2 separate regions of the Homo sapiens genome follow, and region 2 is linked to region 1. Evidence: chromatin loops called from intact Hi-C (ENCODE). Cell type or tissue: CD14-positive monocyte. All regions are shown on one strand. Links, peaks and the distances in the headings refer to the core of each region. The heading gives the core; the rest is flanking DNA. Region 1 overlaps LOC105374445 (a long non-coding RNA gene). Region 2 overlaps TEC (tec protein tyrosine kinase).

Evidence for each region. A loop is a pair of places that touch in the nucleus more often than their neighbours do. Peaks named below come from ENCODE experiments on the same cell type or tissue, not always from the same donor. Only the 100,000 strongest peaks of a DNase experiment are listed, where the experiment ranks them.
Region 2: it touches region 1 in a loop (2.0-fold over the local background); 7 of 110 quality-filtered maps call a loop at or near these places.

The regions. Positions count from the first base shown.
Region 1 is chr4:48,271,811-48,280,624 of GRCh38, forward strand. The region is part of intron 1 of LOC105374445 (a long non-coding RNA gene); the gene reads left to right. Among named protein-coding and RNA genes, the nearest start is that of TEC, 6.4 kb to the left of the region's middle. In CD14-positive monocyte, for the core only: CTCF peaks have their summits at 3,671 (motif pointing left) and 3,876; a DNase peak (open chromatin) is centred at 3,641.
Region 2 is chr4:48,224,399-48,233,212 of GRCh38, forward strand. It overlaps TEC (tec protein tyrosine kinase), which reads right to left. Exons shown (of 18, transcript NM_003215.3): 2 at 4,079-4,261. The coding sequence starts at 4,216. Among named protein-coding and RNA genes, the nearest start is that of TEC, 41 kb to the right of the region's middle. In CD14-positive monocyte, for the core only: no CTCF peak of the experiment used is centred there; DNase peaks (open chromatin) are centred at 2,043 and 3,403; H3K4me3 peaks cover 1,207 bases; H3K27ac peaks cover 3,414 bases.

The DNA of each region.
Region 1 (8,814 bases), core at 593-8,592:
AATGCAGGCAATGGGGAGTGGCTGTAAATACAGATGAAGCTTTGCTCCCTTGCCCACCGCTCAACCGCTTACCTCCTGCTATGCGGCCAGGTTCCTAACAGACCTCAGACCGGTACTGGTCCACAGCCTGCGGGTTGGGGAACCCTGATTTAACAGGGAAAACAATAACAGCAACAACAACTGAGGGTCAGAGAGGTTTCAATGACTTTCCAAAAGTCAGACAACTATCTAGGAAAAGGGGAGATGGGAAGAGGGCACAGATTTGGACCAAGGCCTTCTGATTACAAATCCTCTCTCCAGTGAGGACTTTGAGTATAATGACTAGTACTTTGAATGAATCTAGTAAAATTTCTTTTTTATGATCTACTCTCTCCTCCCTACCCGAGTCTCTCCTGCCTCTTGTCCCATTCAGGTACTTGTTTTGGCTAGTTAACGTAATTTCCCCTAGCACAGATGTACTTTGAGGGGACAGGACCATAAACCATCTGAAACTCTATGCAAAAAAACTGTGTTGGGGGGCAGGAAAGAGAGTTATAGATATATAATTATAGTAATACAGTTAATTTTCTCCCAAGAAAAATGCTTATGTACGTATATTTTTAAGTGAGAGGACTTAGAACTTTTATCATATTGACTGATCCCAAAAAGGTAAGAGCTACTGCCTTAAGGAATTAACTGATATTATGATGGTTAGAAGAACCAGTTTCCAATTCGCCTTGCCTGTTCTTGGTAGGTGATGGTAGCTCATATTCTTGACAATGGTAATGAGGATCTCAATGTTTATGAAGTTTGAAAAGGCAGAAAACCCAGACCCTTACATAATTTCTTCATAAAGTTTAAATTAAAAGAGAGAAAAGTGTCTGTATTGTCCCTACTAACTCTCAGAAAAGCCAAAGAGAACAGATCTGTAAATAAAACACCTAGATCCAACATAATTCTTAATAGTTGGGGTAATTTTCATAAAGTTATAGTTTTCTAAATAAGACATTTGTTACACTATCAATCATACAGTTTAAGTAGGCAATTGCCACAGGTATACCATCCATAGATCACATAATAGAGAACAATGGCAATTTTTTTCAGCAAGGTGTTGAGAAAGAGACAGAGAGACAGACAAAAAAAAGAGGCCATTAGGGAACTTCAACTACATTAAGGAAAAGGTGTAAAAACTGAACTCAGAATGTGGTGGGATTAATAAAAAAGATTTAGTCTTTCTTTAATTTTTATTTTTTAGGTGAAAACAGAATACTACATTTGGGCCTGTATAATTCAAACTTTTACATTCGTCCCTAGTCAAAAGAAGGAATCTAGTAGTTGACTTAAAAAGATTTCTCCCCCTGCCTCCAAAAAGAAGACTCAAACAATATTAGTAAAACCATCTTTATTTTAAGAAAATCAAGATACAGAGAAAAAGGTATTAATATAAACTTCTTGGGAGACAAGACTCTCCCTTCTTACAAGATATCGCTATGGCTTCCATAAAGTTTATTTGTTTAGATGATCAGTATCAGGTTGACATAATTTCAGTTCCTTGAGAGACGAAAATGCCTCTTTTTAACTTACATGTAGATTCCACATGGTACAGAAGAAGACATGCAGAATCAACCTGGAAGGTTTGCAAAAATATATGTGTGTATATATTTGTATTTATAGCTTCTTGCCTTTTTTTTTTTTTTCTGAGACAGAGTCTTGTTCTGTTGCCCAGGCTGGAGTGCAGTGGCACAATCTCGGCTAACTGAAACCTCTGCCTCCTGGGTTCAAGCAATTCTCCTGCCTCAGCCTCCTGAGTAGCTGGGATTACAGGTGCCTGCCACCACGCCTGGCTAATTTTTGTATTTTTAGTAGAGATGGGGTTTTACCATGTTGACCAGGCTGGTCTTGAACTCCTGACCTTGTGATCCGCCCGCCTCAGCCTCCCAAAGTGCTGAGATTACAGGCATGAGCCAGCATGCCCGGCCAGCTTCTTGCATTCTTTTGTGCAAGTCACTGGTTTTATTTTGTAACCATCTTCCTACTGAAAAGGAAACTGGCCCATCATAGATAATTAATACATTTGTTGATGAATAAATGATGATGACAATGACGATAATGCAGACCTTATCAGTCTTCCATGGAGAGTCTGTTCCTACATGAAGATGACTTCATTGTGATCCTATGATATGTCTGCTTCTCCTTCCATCATGTGCTGAAAGTAGTTGCTTCTTTAGAACTATTGCATAGAAGGAAGGAGTTTCAAATATTGGACACAGAATCAATAATCATATTTCTGGGAAGAGATGCTAAATAAATAATTCAAAAGAAATAAAAAGCATCATATGCAAAGTATATTTATAAGATCATTATAATAATAAAATAAATGTCCAATAATAAGGAAATGTTTAAGTAAAATATATTAACAGTATGGAATGTCAAGCTGTCATTTAAAATTACCTATGTTGGTCAGGCATGGTGGCTCACACCTATAATCCCAGCACTTTGGGAGGCTGAGGCGGGTGGATCTTTTGAGCTCTGGAGTTCAAGACCAGCCTGGACAACATGGCGAAACTCCATCTCTACTAAAAATACAAATATTAGCCAGGCTTGGTGGTGCTCACCTGCAGTCCCAGCTATTCGGGAGGCTGAGGTAGGAGGATTGCTTGAGCCCAGGAGGGCAGGGTTGCAGTGAGCTGAGATCGTGCCACTGCACTCCAACCTGGGCAACAGAGCAAGAACCTGTCTCTAAATAAGTTAATTAATTAATTAAATAATAAAATAAGATTACCTATGTTAATGAAAAAGAGATAGGAAATAAAACTTATGAACAAGATTATATTTTTAAAAGTAGAACACAATGCTTTGAGTACCTGTAATTGCAACTAAATACAAATTATGTGGAGGAAAACTGAAAAGTAAGAATTATGATTAACAGTTATTGAGGGGATGTGCCAGCATCCTTTCTAAGCATATTAGATTAATTCATTTAATTCTCACAGCTGTGTGAGGTGGACTATTGTTATCTTCATTTTACAGATGAAGAAACAAAGGCAGAGAAGGTCTAAGTAATAGCCCAAAATCATAGTTATTGAGTGGCAAAGCCCAGATGTGAACATAAAACAGTATAACTCCAGGGTTTACATTTTTAACCTTTCAAAGCTGCCAAAGGGAATGATCTTTGAATCATGAATGATGTTTATACATATATTTCTTGTATAATGTTTTTATGTTGGTTTGATAGTAATTGAAAATTTTTTCGATGTTAGAGCCAGAAAAGAAGATGTAGAAGTAAAACCAGATTGTGCTTAGCAAAAGAGACAGAGAGTTTCAAAGGGGTCCATTATCTCAACAGTTTGATAGTTTATAAAAGCTGAGTTGTTCTGTCACAATAAAATGATATATTGAGTATTATTCCTATAAATAAAAAGAGTTCTCTGGCCTGAGGGCTTGAACAGGCTGTTTCCTCTGCCTGGAGTGCTCTATCTCCAGATCTTTTTGAAGTTACCTCCTTTGCGAGGGTGGCAGCCATGAAAATGCACCCATCACTACGATAGGAGACTGAGAAAACATTGGTGAACAAACCAGACAAAACTCCCTGTTGTAGGGGAGCTTACATTCTGGTGGAAGGTCAATCATTCAGAATTTGATTTAGCTGCAAGTAACAGCACCCCCTTATGGTAGGCTGAATAAGGCCCTCCCAGTGATGTCCATGTCTTAATTCCCTAGAACCTGTGAGTATAACTTATGCTGCAAAACGGTCTTTGTAGATGGGATGAAGTGAAGGATCTTGAAATGAGATTATTCTGCACTATCTAGGTGAGCCCAATGTAGTTACAAGGGTCCTTATATGAGGGAGAAGGCAGGGTATAATGAGATAAGTAGAGGTCAGAGTAAGAGAGAGATTAGAAGATGCTACACTGCTGGCTTTGAAGATGAAGGAAGAGACCACGAGCCAAAGAAAGCAGAAAGCTTCTAAAAGCTGGTGAAGGCAAGAAAACAGATTCTCTCCTAGAGCCTCCAAAAGAAACCAGACACCTAGATTTCACCCCAGTGAAACTGATTTTGGACTCTGACCCCCAGAACAGTAAGAGAATACATTTGTATTGTTGTAAGGCAATAAATTTGTGGCAATGTATTACAGCAGCAATAGGAAACTAACAAGAGCCTTCAATAGAGAGCATCAGGGTCAGGCTGGCATGATGTTCCATAGTGTCAGGGGCCCAGCTCCTTCTGTCTTTTTGTGTAGGTGGAAGAACCTGGAGGGAAGTACGAACAATTCCAGGGACTCATGATGTGAGTGTGCAGCCATGCATTCACTCATGTGGGTATTTCTCAAACCTGAATCAAGTAGGAAGCCCTTTTAAACAAACATTTTCATTTTAATTCACTTAAATATATAAATATAAAGCTACTTATTTATTCTTTATGTGTCTAGCATTTTATACATACTTAAAGCCAAAATAAGTTTTCAAAATAAATTCAAGCAAGATTACGAAACCAGTTATTGAGACCACACACACCCCTACCCCATGTTTTCACCAAAGGCCACACAGAGAATAGTAACAAGACATTCCTATTCCTCCCAGTCAGGGAGGTACCAGTGGAGGCCTAACTTCTTGTATCCATTCATTGGGATGGAACTCCCAACCGCATCCAGCAGTAATCAAGAGCACCCCACCCCCAAGTGTCAATGGAAGAATAGTGGGAAACCTGGATTTTTACCCCTACCTGGCTGTAGATAGAGGAGATGACCTGCATGCCCTCCTTCCCCTGCCAAGACAGTGTCAGAAGAAGCCAGCTAAAACAAAAAGCGTAAATAAAATCCAGAATCTAAAAACAGAATACGCCAAATTTTCTGGTTTTAATTGAAAATAACTCACTATACCAAGAAACAGGGAGATCTCAAACTGAATGAAAAAGATAATCAGTAGATGCCAACACCAAGATGACAGGGATATTAGAATTATCTGGCAAAGATTTTAAATCATCATCATAAAACTGCTTCAATGAACAATTAGAAACATGCTTGAAACAAATGAAGTAAATAGTCTCTGCAAAGAAATTGAAAGTTTGAGTGAAGAAATAGAAAGTAAAAAAAGACCAAATGGAAATTTTGTAAGTGAAAGTACAATAACTACAATTAAAAACTCTGTTCAGGCCGGGCACGGTGGCTCATGCCTATAATCCCAGCACTTTGGGAGGCTGCGATGGATGGATCACGAGGTCAGGAGATCGAGACCATCCTGACCAACATGGTGAAACCCCATCTCTACTAAAAACACAAAAATTAGCCAGGTGTGGTGGCTCGTGCCTGTAGTCCCAGCTATTCAGGAGGCTGAGGCAGGAGAATCGCTTGAACCCGGGAGGTGGAGGCTGCAGTGAGCTGAGATCGCAACACTGCACTCCAGCCTGGGTGACAGAGCGAGACTCCATCTCAAAACAAAACAAAACAAAACAAAACAAAAAAACCTCTGTTCAGCAGAATAGATGGTACAGAGGAAAGAATCAGTGAACTGGAAAATTGAGCAATAGCAGCTACCTAATCTGAACAACAGCGATTTAAAAAAAAATAGTCCTATGGGACTATAACAACAGATCTACCATTTGTGTCTTCAGAGTCTCAGAGGAAGAGGACAGGGCTGGAAAAAGTACTCAAAGAAATAATGGCTGAAAACTCTTCATATTTGGCAAAAGACATAAACCTATACACTAGGAAGTTGAGTTACCCTCACACCGGATAAACACAAAGAAATCCACACTGAGACACATCATAGTCAAACTTCTTAACACTAAAGATAAAGAAAAAATCTTGAAAGCAGCAAGAGAGACATAACACCTTACCAATAGGGAAAAAAACAATTTGAACGACAGCATATTTCTCATCAGGAAATACAAGAAGGAAGTGGCAGGGAATTTTTTGAATGCTGAAATAAAATAACTGTCAGCCAGCCTAGAATCCTATATCTAGTGAAAATATCCCTCAACAATTAAGGGAAATTCAGCTGGGCACAGTGGCTCATGCCTGTAATCCCAGCACCTTGGGAGGCCAAGTTGGGTGGATCACTTGAGGTCGGGAGTTTGAGACCAGCCTGACCAACAAGGTGAAACCCCATCTCTAGTAAAATATACAAAAATTAGCCGGGCGTGGTGATGGGCACCTGTAATCCAAGCTAATCGGGAGGCTGAGGCAGGAGAATTTCTTCAACCCAGGAGGTGGAGGTTGCAGTGAGCTGAGATCACACCATTACAATCCAGCCTGGGCAACAAAAGCAAAAATTCTGTCTCTAAATAAATAAAGAGAAACTCGAGACTTTCTCAGATAAAAGAAAATGAAGACAACTTATCATTAGCTGATCTACCCAAAAAGAATGGTGAAAGGAGGTTCTCTAAACAGGAAGAAATCAATAAAAGATGGAATCTTGAAAGGAAAGAAGGAAAAACACAGTAAACAATAATACAGATAAATAGAGTAAATATTCATTTTCCTCTGCCTTTTGTAAATTATAATGGATAATTGAAGCAAAAATTTAACACCAAGGCCAGGCACAATGGCTCACACCTGTAATCCCAGAATTTTGGGAGGCCAAGGTGGGAAGATCACTTGAGCCCAGCAGTTCAAGACCAGCCTGGAGAACATAGTGAGACCCCATTTCTACAAAATAATAATAATAATAATAATTTAAAAAAATAAATTTTAACACTGAGAGGTTCTAAAAGTATGCAAAGAAAATATTTAGGATATTTATAAATGGAGGAGGGTAAATTTTAGCTCTTTTTTTTTTTTTTTTTTTTTTTTTTTTGAGACGGAGTCTCGCTCTGTCACCCAGAGGCTGGAGTGCGGTGGCGGGATCTCGGCTCACTGCAAGCTCCGCCTCCCGGGTTCACACCATTCTCCTGCCTCAGTCTCCCAAGTAGCTGGGAATACAGGCGCCCGCCACTACGCCCGGCTAATTTTTTGTATTTTTAGTAGAGACGGGGTTTCACCGTTTTAGCCGGGATGGTCTCGATCTCCTGACCTCGTGATCCGCCCGCCTCGGCCTCCCAAAGTGCTGGGATTACAGGCGTGAGCCACCGCGCCCGGCCTTAGCTCTTTTATAGGGAGCTAAAATTTCCATATTTCCCTCAGATGGAAAAATGATAACACCAGTAGAAGTTTTAATAGTGTGGCCGGGCACAGTGGATCATGCCTGTAATCCCAGCATTTTGGGAGGCCGAGGTGGGTGGATCACCTGAGGTCAGGAGTTTGAGACCAGCCTGGCCAACATGGCAAAGCTCTGTCTCTACAAAAATACAAAAAAATAGCCAGGTGTAGTGGCACACGCCTGTAATCCCAGCTACTCAGGAGGCTGAGGCAGAAAAATCACTTGAACCTGGGAGACAGAGGTTGCAATGAGCCAAGATCATGCCACTGCACTCTAGCCTTGGAGACAGAGTGAGACTCCATCTCAAAAAAAAAAAAAAAGAAAGTTTTAATAGTGTAAAACAAATCATTTAAAAAGCTACACAAAGAGATATACTCAGAAGCACTATAGATAAACCAAAGTGGAATTTGAAAAGCATCCCCATCTCAACAACTGATAGAACAAGTAAACAGAAAACTAGCAAGGGTACTCAACAATACCACCAATCAACAGGATCTGACTGACATTTACGGAACACTCCACCTAACAGCAGGATACACATTCTTTTCAAGTATCCACAGAATATTATATACCAAGCTAGACCTATACTAGGTCATAAACCACAACAAATTTAAAATCACTGAAATCATATACATTGTGTCCTCTGATCACAGTGAAATCAAACCAGAAATCAAAAATGGAAGGATAGGTGGCTGGCAAGATGGTTGAATAGGAACAGCTCCGGTCTGCAGTTCCCAGTGAGATCAACACAGAAGGTGGGTGATTTCTGCATTTCCAACTGAGGTACCCAACTTATCTCACTGGGGCTGGTTAGACAGTGTGTGCAGCCCACAGAGGGTGAGCTGAAGCAAGGTGGAATGGTGCATCATCTAGAAGCACAAGGAGTTGGGGAACTCCCTCCCCTAGCCAAGGGAAGCCGTAAGGGACTGTGCCATGGGGTATGGTGCACTCTGGCCCAGATACTATGTTTTTCCCACAGTCTTCACAACCCACAGACGAGGAGATTCCCTAGGTTGCCTACAACACCAGGGCCCAGGGTTTCAAGCACAAATCTGGGTGGCCATTTAGGCAGACACCAAGCTAGTTGCAGGAGTGTTTTTTCATACCCTGGTGGCATCTGGAATGCCAGCGAGACAGAACTGTTCACTCCCCTGGAAAGGGGGCTGAAGCCAGGGAGCCAAGTGGTCTAGCTCTGTGGATCCCACCCCCACAGAACCCAGCAAGCTAAGATCCACTGGCTTGAAATTCTCGCTGCCAGCACAGCAGTCTGAAGTCGACCTGGGATGCTCGACCTTGGTGGGGGAAGGGGCGTCTGCCATTACTGAGGCTTGAGTAGGTGGTTTTCCCCTCACAGTGTAAACAAAGCCACCGGGAAGTCTAAACTGGGCAGAGCCCACTATAGCTCAGCAAAGCCGCTGTAGCCAGGCTGACTCTCTAGATTCCTCCTCTCTGGGCAGGGCATCTCTGAAAGAAAGGCAGCAGCCCCAGTCAGGGGCTTATAGATAAAACACCCATCTCCCTGGGACAGAGCACCTGGAGGAAGGTGTGGCTGTGGGCACAGCTTCAGCAGACTTAAACATTCCTGCCTGCTGGCTCTGAAGAGAGCAGTGGATCTCCCACCACAGCGCTTGAGCTCTGCTAAGGGACAGACTGCCTCCTCAGGTAGGTTCCTGACCCCCAAGCCTCCTGACTGGGAGAC
Region 2 (8,814 bases), core at 180-8,179, 48 kb before region 1:
TGATCAAACTCCAGTGCTGCTCTTCCTTGGTTCCCACCTCATTATCCCATGGAGCCTCCACTGAAACATTGGGTGGTCTGTCCCCTGTGTCATTTAGCCCCGTGACTAGAAAGCAACATCACTTATGAAACCTCCAGTGTCCTTTGCTCTGTGTTATCCTGAATAGGATCAAATAATATAAACTTCCAGGAAGATCTTTTTTCAGTTCATTTGGAATATGTGGAAATACACATGAATTAACTAACTACCATAAAGAAAGGAGGACAAACTAAAGAAGGACCCACAGCGGAAACTGAAATGCAAGTTTTGCAAAATTAGACTGAGGAAATGGTTTGAGTGAATTTCTCGTTATCTAGAATAGGATTTTTCAGCATATTTCAACAAGCACAGAAAGGTTTATTACATAATAGGAAGAATTTCAAGAAAAGCTTGCTGTCATCATGTTGAAGAAGCTGTCCAGAGAATAAGGAGAAGATGGACGTCTTCTGTCTAACATTATGAACTGAGAGTTTTAACGAGTATTAGTGGCACTTGGTAGCCACAAAGAAACCATAAATCATAGTTATTAGATCAATCGACAGCCTCCTCATTGTTTTTCTATTGAAAACAGGAGAACTATGAACAATAAAAATAAATATCTCTAGGGCTATTTTATTTCTGAATGGCCCCTGTGGTTCTAATTTACTTCTAGAGTCACATTTTTTTAACAAAATATTATTTTTAAAAACCTGTTGATTTGCACAGATTACTCATGTCACATCCTTTTTTTCTCTTTCTTTTTTTCTTTTCCTTTTTTAGATGGAGTCTCGCTCTGTTACCCAGGCTGGAGTGCGTGGTACAACCTCAGCTCACTGCAACCTCTGCCTCCTGGCTCCAAGCAATTCTCTTGCCTCAGCCTCCTGAGTAGCTGGGATTACAGGCACCTGCCACCACACCCAGCTAATTTTTTTGTATGTTTAGTAGAGACGGGGTTTCACCATGTTGGCCAGGCTGATCTCAAACTCCTCACCTCAAGTGATCCACCCACCTCAGCTTCCGAAAGTGCTAGGATTACAGGCATGAGCCACCACGACCGGCCCTCACATTCTTTTCCGAATCACAGCTTCCAGGGATAGGGAGATGGAAATCAGAAGATTGATCCACGGCAAACAGTGAACTGAGCACATTAGCACAAACATGGAAGAAACATAGCAACAAGGTGTTGCTGGCCATGCCTAGAAGCCAGGGAGAGCTGTTGGGGAATTCAGCCCAGCACTGTCAGAACTTTTGTTATTTTAAGAAGCCAGATTCTTACAAAGTTTCTTTTTTTTTCTTTTTTTTTCTTTTTTTTTTACTACTGACAATTATTTTACTATGAGAGGCAAACAAATCTGTGACCACATTTCAAGGCATAGGTCACAAGTATGCCAGTGAATGTTGGTCCATGAGAGAAGAAACCAGAAGGGATCAAAACGCCCAGCTCATCAGAGGAGTGGGGGTGAAGGCAGGAATTAAGTAACAGGACTAGGCTCTCTAGCCCAGGCAGCAGCAGCCAGAAAGGAGGTGGATTCTGCCAGGAAGTGTTAGAGGCTGGGTTTTTCTGTGTTGTGACTACCTCCTCATTCTGTCCTTTCTGGTTCTCAGGGTGGCTGAGGCTGCTCCAAGGCAAGATGGTGAGCGAGGTTCTGAAGGAAGAGGGATGCCACTGTTGTCCTTATTCCCCTTAAGCTAAACCAAAAGGGGTACTTTAAACTCAATATGTTTATCTTCTTCAAAGTGAGTTAGCAATTGCAATATATTTCAATAGTAACTGCCCATACTGCGAACCAAACAATGTCGGTTTCTGAGACTTTTTTCATTAGTAAAAAAATTGCATTTTACCACTTTCACTTCTTTTCTTAGACTTACTGCAGTTGACCCTTAAACAATATGGGCTTGAACTGCATGGGTCCATTGATAGAGGGATTTTTCTCTCAGTAAAAGTTACACTGAGTGTGCCTCACTCTCCTGCTTCCCCTTCAACCTCCTCCACATCTTCCCCCTCTGTCACCCCTGAGACAGCAAGACCAACCCCTCCTCTTCCTCCTCCTCAGCCTACTCAACGTGAAGATGGCAAGGAAGAAGACCTGTATGATGATCCACTTCCCGTTAATAAATAGTAAATCTATTTTCTCTTTTTTATGATTGTCTTAATATTTTCTTTTGTCTAGCTTACTTTATTGTAAGAATACAGTATGTTATATATATATAACATACCAAATATGTGGTAACCTACTGTTCATGTCCTCAGTAAGACTTCCAGTCAACAGTAGGCTATTAGTAGTTAAGTTTGCGGGGGGAGTCAAAAGCTATATGCAGATTTTTGACTGCACAAGGGTTGGTGTCCCTAACCCTACATTGACAAGAGTCAACTATATATTAAAATCAAATTATAACAAATTATTACCATACAGCAAAAATGTGTAAATGTTTCCTTTAAAATCTGTTTTAGGTTTCAAAATAATTCACATTTCTGGTAACAGTTCTTGTCTAAAACACTTCTGGATTTTTAAATTTTTTAGATTTAACAAAGCAAATATAGCACATATATCATATGTTACATAATAGTCCCAGCAGGGACTAGGGCAGCTCCACATAATTAAATACATTAATATTTCTGCACACATAGACATGTACAGATACACACACATACACACACACAGGTTTTGTAACTAAGAGTTTTGAGGTTTTGGTTTTCAGCATTTTGGGGACTTAAGGATAAAGGAGTATGCTCCTAAATTACATGAACCTGCAGAATACCACAGGTCACAATGACGAGCCACAGCAGAAATTAAGAGTTGAGGACCATCATGAAACACAATGCCATTCTATCTAAATTGGGGGAAACCAAATCACAGAGAAATCAGTGGGAGAAAAAAAATACAACTAAATCAACGTCTGAGGAAGATACTCTAGAAAAAAAACAGAATGAAAACTAAACCAGGGCCGGGTGCAGTGGCTCATGCCTGTAATTCTAGCAGTTTGGGAGGCCCAGGTGGGTGGATCACTTGAGGTCAGGGGTTCAAGACCAGCCTGGCCAATATGGTGAAACCCCATCTCTACTAAAAATCCAAAAATTAGCCGAGTGCGGTGGCATGCACCTGTAAATCCCAGCTACTCGGGAAGCTGCGGCAGAAGAATTGCTTGAACCAGGAGATGGAGGTTACTGTGAGCCGAGATCGCATCACTGCACTCCAGCCTGGCAACAGAGCAAGACACTGTCTCAAAAAAAAAAAAAAAAAAAACTAAACCAGGATCACCAACAGTCCACTGAAACCAATTGCATAACAGCATATGGTTAGCCATGGGCAACCCAGCCCCTGGTCATTTCCTGGAAACCAAGGATATTTCTAGCAGAGAAGGCAGTATGTGGCAGTACTAGCAAATGCCACACCCAACATGTCAGAAGCAAAAGAACCAGAGGTGATTGCACATTCAAGGCCTCATCTAGCAGTGGAAGGAGAAGCTAAAGCCACCCACAAGCCAGGAGTGTGCTAACCACACATTTGTCTGTGCCACGTGCTCACCGGCCAGGTTTTTTAGTGAGCTGCTTTCTCCCTGCTGCCATCGAAGAAACTTTGTAGTAGCTGTTTATCATTAAAAAAATGAATGTTTAAAAACTCTGCTTTAGGTCAACTTCGATAACGTGTTGAGTCCACCAAATCACCAACCAGTTTTAAGTAACTTCTACTTAATAAAGAAGAAATATTCATATAAAGTAATGGACTTGGATACAATTTATATTTGCTAAAGAAGACTTTGATACATAATAAGCGGTTTACAGGAGAGAGCCATATGTACAATGCACCTTACAAATTCCATGAGGATCTAAAAGTAATGTAATCTAATAGATTAATTCATAGGTTAATTATAATAAACCTATAATTAACAGATTTGTTAATTTCTATCCATACTCTGAAATTCATCTTTCAAGTCCAAATGATAATAAATCATTACTTCATTAACCCAAAGCATTTTCAATAAGATTGGAGAGGCAGGCAATATTATAAAATCGTTATCTACATAGAAAGCAGAAAAGTAAATCGTGATTGTCTCTTACCTCTGCTCGACCCTCATAGTAGGTTAGCATGGACTTTGTAAGTACAAAAAGTCTCTCTTTGTAGTTTAAGGGCGATGTCTTCTTTTTCTGCTGTGACCTTTTAATAAGAATCTCCTCCAAAATAGTGTTAAAATTCATCTCCGTCTTCTGATTACTCCTCCTGCCACTGAAGATCCCAGTATTCTACAGTGAAAAAAGAAACAGTTAAAATGTGACAGTTTAATTTTCTATGGATGTTGCCATTTCCAATTACCAAAATCAGCTTCACCCTCACCCCTGCTGGAGCAGATGAGTATTGATCTCTGTGCCCAAACTGAGAATGCCTGGGGCACAAAAATTCAATCTCCTCTCCTTTTCCAGTTTCCATCCTGCTCCTCCACATCTCATCATTTCATGAGAAAAATCTAATCAAGGTTCTTCATGATGATGATTCATTCCTTTTTACCTCCTAGTACCCTTAGCTTTCTGGTGCACTCCTACTATTTGATTGCAGGGAACAAGTATCTCATATGGAAAAGCACATTTCGTCACCTGTGTGGCTGATTTACACTGGCATTTGAATTGCTTCAGGATCTTGGTTCACAAAACAGATGACCTTACAGACACAGCCAACTCATGAACAAAATGAATTAGCATGGTGGTGGATATGATTCATACTCCAGCTCTGATAAGGATGTAATCTCAATGAAGCATCCTAGTTACCAGTGCCACAGGGATGTTCTCTGGTGTCTACACTACCATGCTCCAGAGTTCTCTTCCCTATGGCTCCTGTCTCCACCACAAGAGAAATGGAAACCTACCAGTCATAGTTAACCTGCTCAGGGCAGAGTCCACCTGGATAAGAAAGTCTCAGCCCTTTAACTCCAGACTATTCATACCTAGACTGAGCCTTTTAAAATTCAACACAATTTAACTATCTGAAAACCCAAAGACATTCAAAAAAGGCTTGAAGATTCATATTTGAGACAAGTTGAATTAACAACAGCCTCTCCTTCTCTTGCCTCCACTATGCCTTTAAAGAAGTAACTGTGGCTGGGCACAGTGGCTCACGCCTGTTATCCCAGCACTTTGGGCAGATCACTTTAGGTGAGGAGTTCAAGAGCAGCCTGGCCAACATAGCAAAACCTCATCTTTACTAAAATAACAAAAATTAGCTGGGCATGGTGGCGCATGCCTGTAATCCCAGCTACTCAGGAGGCTGAGGCAAGAGAATCACTTGAACCTGGGAGGTGGAGCGTGGAGTGAGCCAGACAGCACCACTGCACTCCAGCCTGGGTGACAGAGCAAGACTTCGTCTCAAAAATAATAATAAATAGGCTGAGCGTGGTGGCTCACGCCTGTAATCCCAGCACTTTGGGAGGCCGAGGCAGGTGGATCACCTGAGGTCACGAGTTTGAGACGAGCCTGGCCAACATGGTGAAACCCCGTCTCTACTAAAAATACAAAAAATTAGCTGGACATGGTGGCAGGTGCCTGTAATCCCAGCTACTCGGGAGGCTGAGGCAGGAGAATCGCTTGAACCTGGGAGGTGGAAGTTTCAGTGAGCCGAGATCGCACCATTGCACTCCAGCCTGGGCAACGAGAGCGAAACTCCGTCTCAATAATAATAATAATAATAATAATAATAAATAAATAACTGCATATTAAAGGACAGAGGCAAGAAGAGTCACATGAACAGCATGAAGTGGCTCTCAGACAGCACGGCCGGTGACTGGACACGGTTAGCCACTGAGGAATTCTACCATCTTCACACCCAATCCAACACCTCCAATGCACCCTTTAATTTCCTATTACTGATTGGTCATCATCCAATCAGGCCCCTCCATTTTCTATAAGGTTCCTTTACAACAGCTTCTCTCTGAACATCAGTTCCTTCATTTGTAAAGTATGGAAGGAAAGACCACAAGGTCAGTGTGAGGTTTAAATGAGATATGGGCAAGAACTGACCATGAAAATACTACGCAAATGTTTATCATTTTTAATTCCACGGCTATTTGCCTCGCTCAGAACATTATGACCCCACATCTGGACCATGAGAGTAGCTTCCCAATTGGTCTTCATTTCCTCAAGTTCTTGCCTGCTTTTATTCAAACTGCCTATCCATCACTCCCATTGGATCAATCTTCAAAGATTCAGCATTGCCATTTCACTCATCAGAAATCCTGAATGCCTCCCCACGACCTGCAGAGTAAAGCTAAAATTCCTTAGTCTGACACGAGAGACTGTCCACATTCTGGCTGCAGCCTACCAGTCCATCTTTACTTCCACCACACTCCAATCAAAATAGTCTTCCAAATCTCCGGAGATTCCCCTCACAGCATTCATTCCCTGGCCTAGTGGACTCTCTGCTTTCCACCTGTGAAGATATACCAGCTCAAAATTCCCCTCCTTGATGTAGTCTCTCCTAATGGCTCCTATTAATTAAAAGCCTTCCAACTCCTGGGCCATAATTTCTATCACTCATCATAGAGCTAATCATATTCTGCTATGTCTACAGCAATTAATGTACGTATTTTTAATTCTCACTTAGCTGTTAAGGAATGGTTCTCAACCTTAAGTGTGTATTAGAATCTAGGGAATTTCATTTTAATACAGATGTCTAGGCTCCACTTCCAGGTTTTTTTATTCAGTTGGTCTGGGGAGGAGCCCTGAGCATCATGATTTCATGTACTGATAGAATTGAGAGCCACTATCTTAAAGGAAGACACTGAACTCTTGTACCTCTTTATCCCAGTCCCAGTGTCTACAGTAGCCTCTCAGTAGCAGCTAAACCACAGAACTAATTAACCCAACAGCCAACTTAAGCTAAGGAGTCACAGGAAAGCTCTTGCCCTTTTTGCATCTAAGTTGGTCTTCCTTATTCCATATTAAAATTTTGGCACTCCATCCTTCTTTCCTAAGAAACTGTCAGAATGCAAATACCATTTCTCTGGAAATTATATTTTCATCTTTGTGCAACACATTTTCAAGGGTGAAAATGACTACTTATAAGAACAGAGGCCGGGCACGGTGGCTCACGCCTGTAATCCCAGCACTTTGGGAGGCCGACGCAGGCGGATCACGAGGTCAGGAGATCAAGATCATCCTGGCTAACACGGTGAAACCCCGTCTCTACTAAAAAATACAAAAAATTAGCCAGGCGTGGTGGCGGGGGCCTGTAGTCCCAGCTACTCGGGAAGCTGAGGCAGGAGAATGGCATGAACCCAGGAGGCAGAGCTTGCAGTGAGCCAAGATCGCACCACTGCACTCCAGCCTGGGCGACAGAGCAAGACTCCGTCTGAAAAAAAAACAACAAAGAATGGATACCAGGGAAGAGCAAGCGATGCTCTCATAAACGGGCCATGTGTAGACATGTAGTTCCCAACACAGTGAGCAATACCATTGTAAACAAATGGAAGGCAGACTTTTGGAAGGCCCAAAGGATAAATGGGGCAGGACTTATATGCAGTTCTAGAAGCAAAAGGTCTCAACATCAGGGGCAGAAAAAACATTCATGTTGAATGTCCTGGGGAAAAAAAATCACCTTATCTGTCCATGTGCGGTGGCTCATGCCTGTAATCCTAGCACTTTGGGAGACCAAGGCAGGAGGATCACTTGAGGTCAGGGGTTCAAGACCAGCCTGGTGGAAATGGTGAAACTCCATCTCTATTAAAAATACAAAAACTAGCTGGGTGAGGTGGCGGGTGCCTGTAGTCCCAGCTACTTGGGAGGCTGAGGCAGGAGAATCGTTTGAACCGGGGAGGCAGAAGCTGCAGTGAGCAAAGATCACGCCATTGTGCTACAGTCTGAGTGACAGGGCAAGACTCTGTCTCAAAAAAACAAAAAAAACAAAACAAAAAAAAAACACCTTATCTGACATATGTGTGATTACTACTCTTATACAGAATCACACCATTTAAGTTGAAAGGAATCTTAGTCACCATCTATCTCCCTCAAGAAACTGAAGTTCAGAAAAGTTAAATGGCTTACTCAAGGTCACACAAGCCAAGACTAGAAAAAAGTCTCCTAGTTCCTACTTACGGGCTTTCCCTATCCTTCTATCCCATACAACTAAAGTTCACCACTGTTGTTATAATTCATTGGCCAATGGGAAGTCCTGGCCAAGAAATCTACTAAAGTTCAGAGAGATACAAATGAAGGAAAAGTCTCCTCATGTAGACTTCCAGCCAAAGATAGAGTGTTGAATGCACACTTCACATTGGCTCCTTCCTGAAATTCCATTAAAAACAGTTACATTGTTGTTGTTAAGGAACTGACTCTCAAGGAAATAGAAAACAAAAAAGGAAACAACAATAGAATTTTGGAAACTGGAAAACAAATAAATATGTGCCAGGTCCCACCAAGGGGAAGGCTGGAAACAACCCAATTTCTTCTGCAAAACATCCAAATAGCTCAAGAATCAGAAGAATATGGTATCTCTAGAAGTTGTGATGGAGAAGGAATTAAAGCAGAAGAATTGTTGGCAAATCAGTTTAATAAAGAGAGTCCCCGATCCTCTCCACTTCCATGCCATAGATCTAGGTGACTAACCCTCCTCAACCCTGGAAGAAAACTAGAGGTTTATTTCGGAAGACTATAAAACACAGGGTCTCTATCCTGGGAGAGACTAAGTGCAGCTGCAGCTGGGAATACCACACTGAAAAGGAGGAGCTTAAGTGAAACTGTACAAGTGTCCATATCAATGATGAGGCTAGTCAGCTCTCTTCTCCCATCTGGCTCCAGGACATCAGGACTGG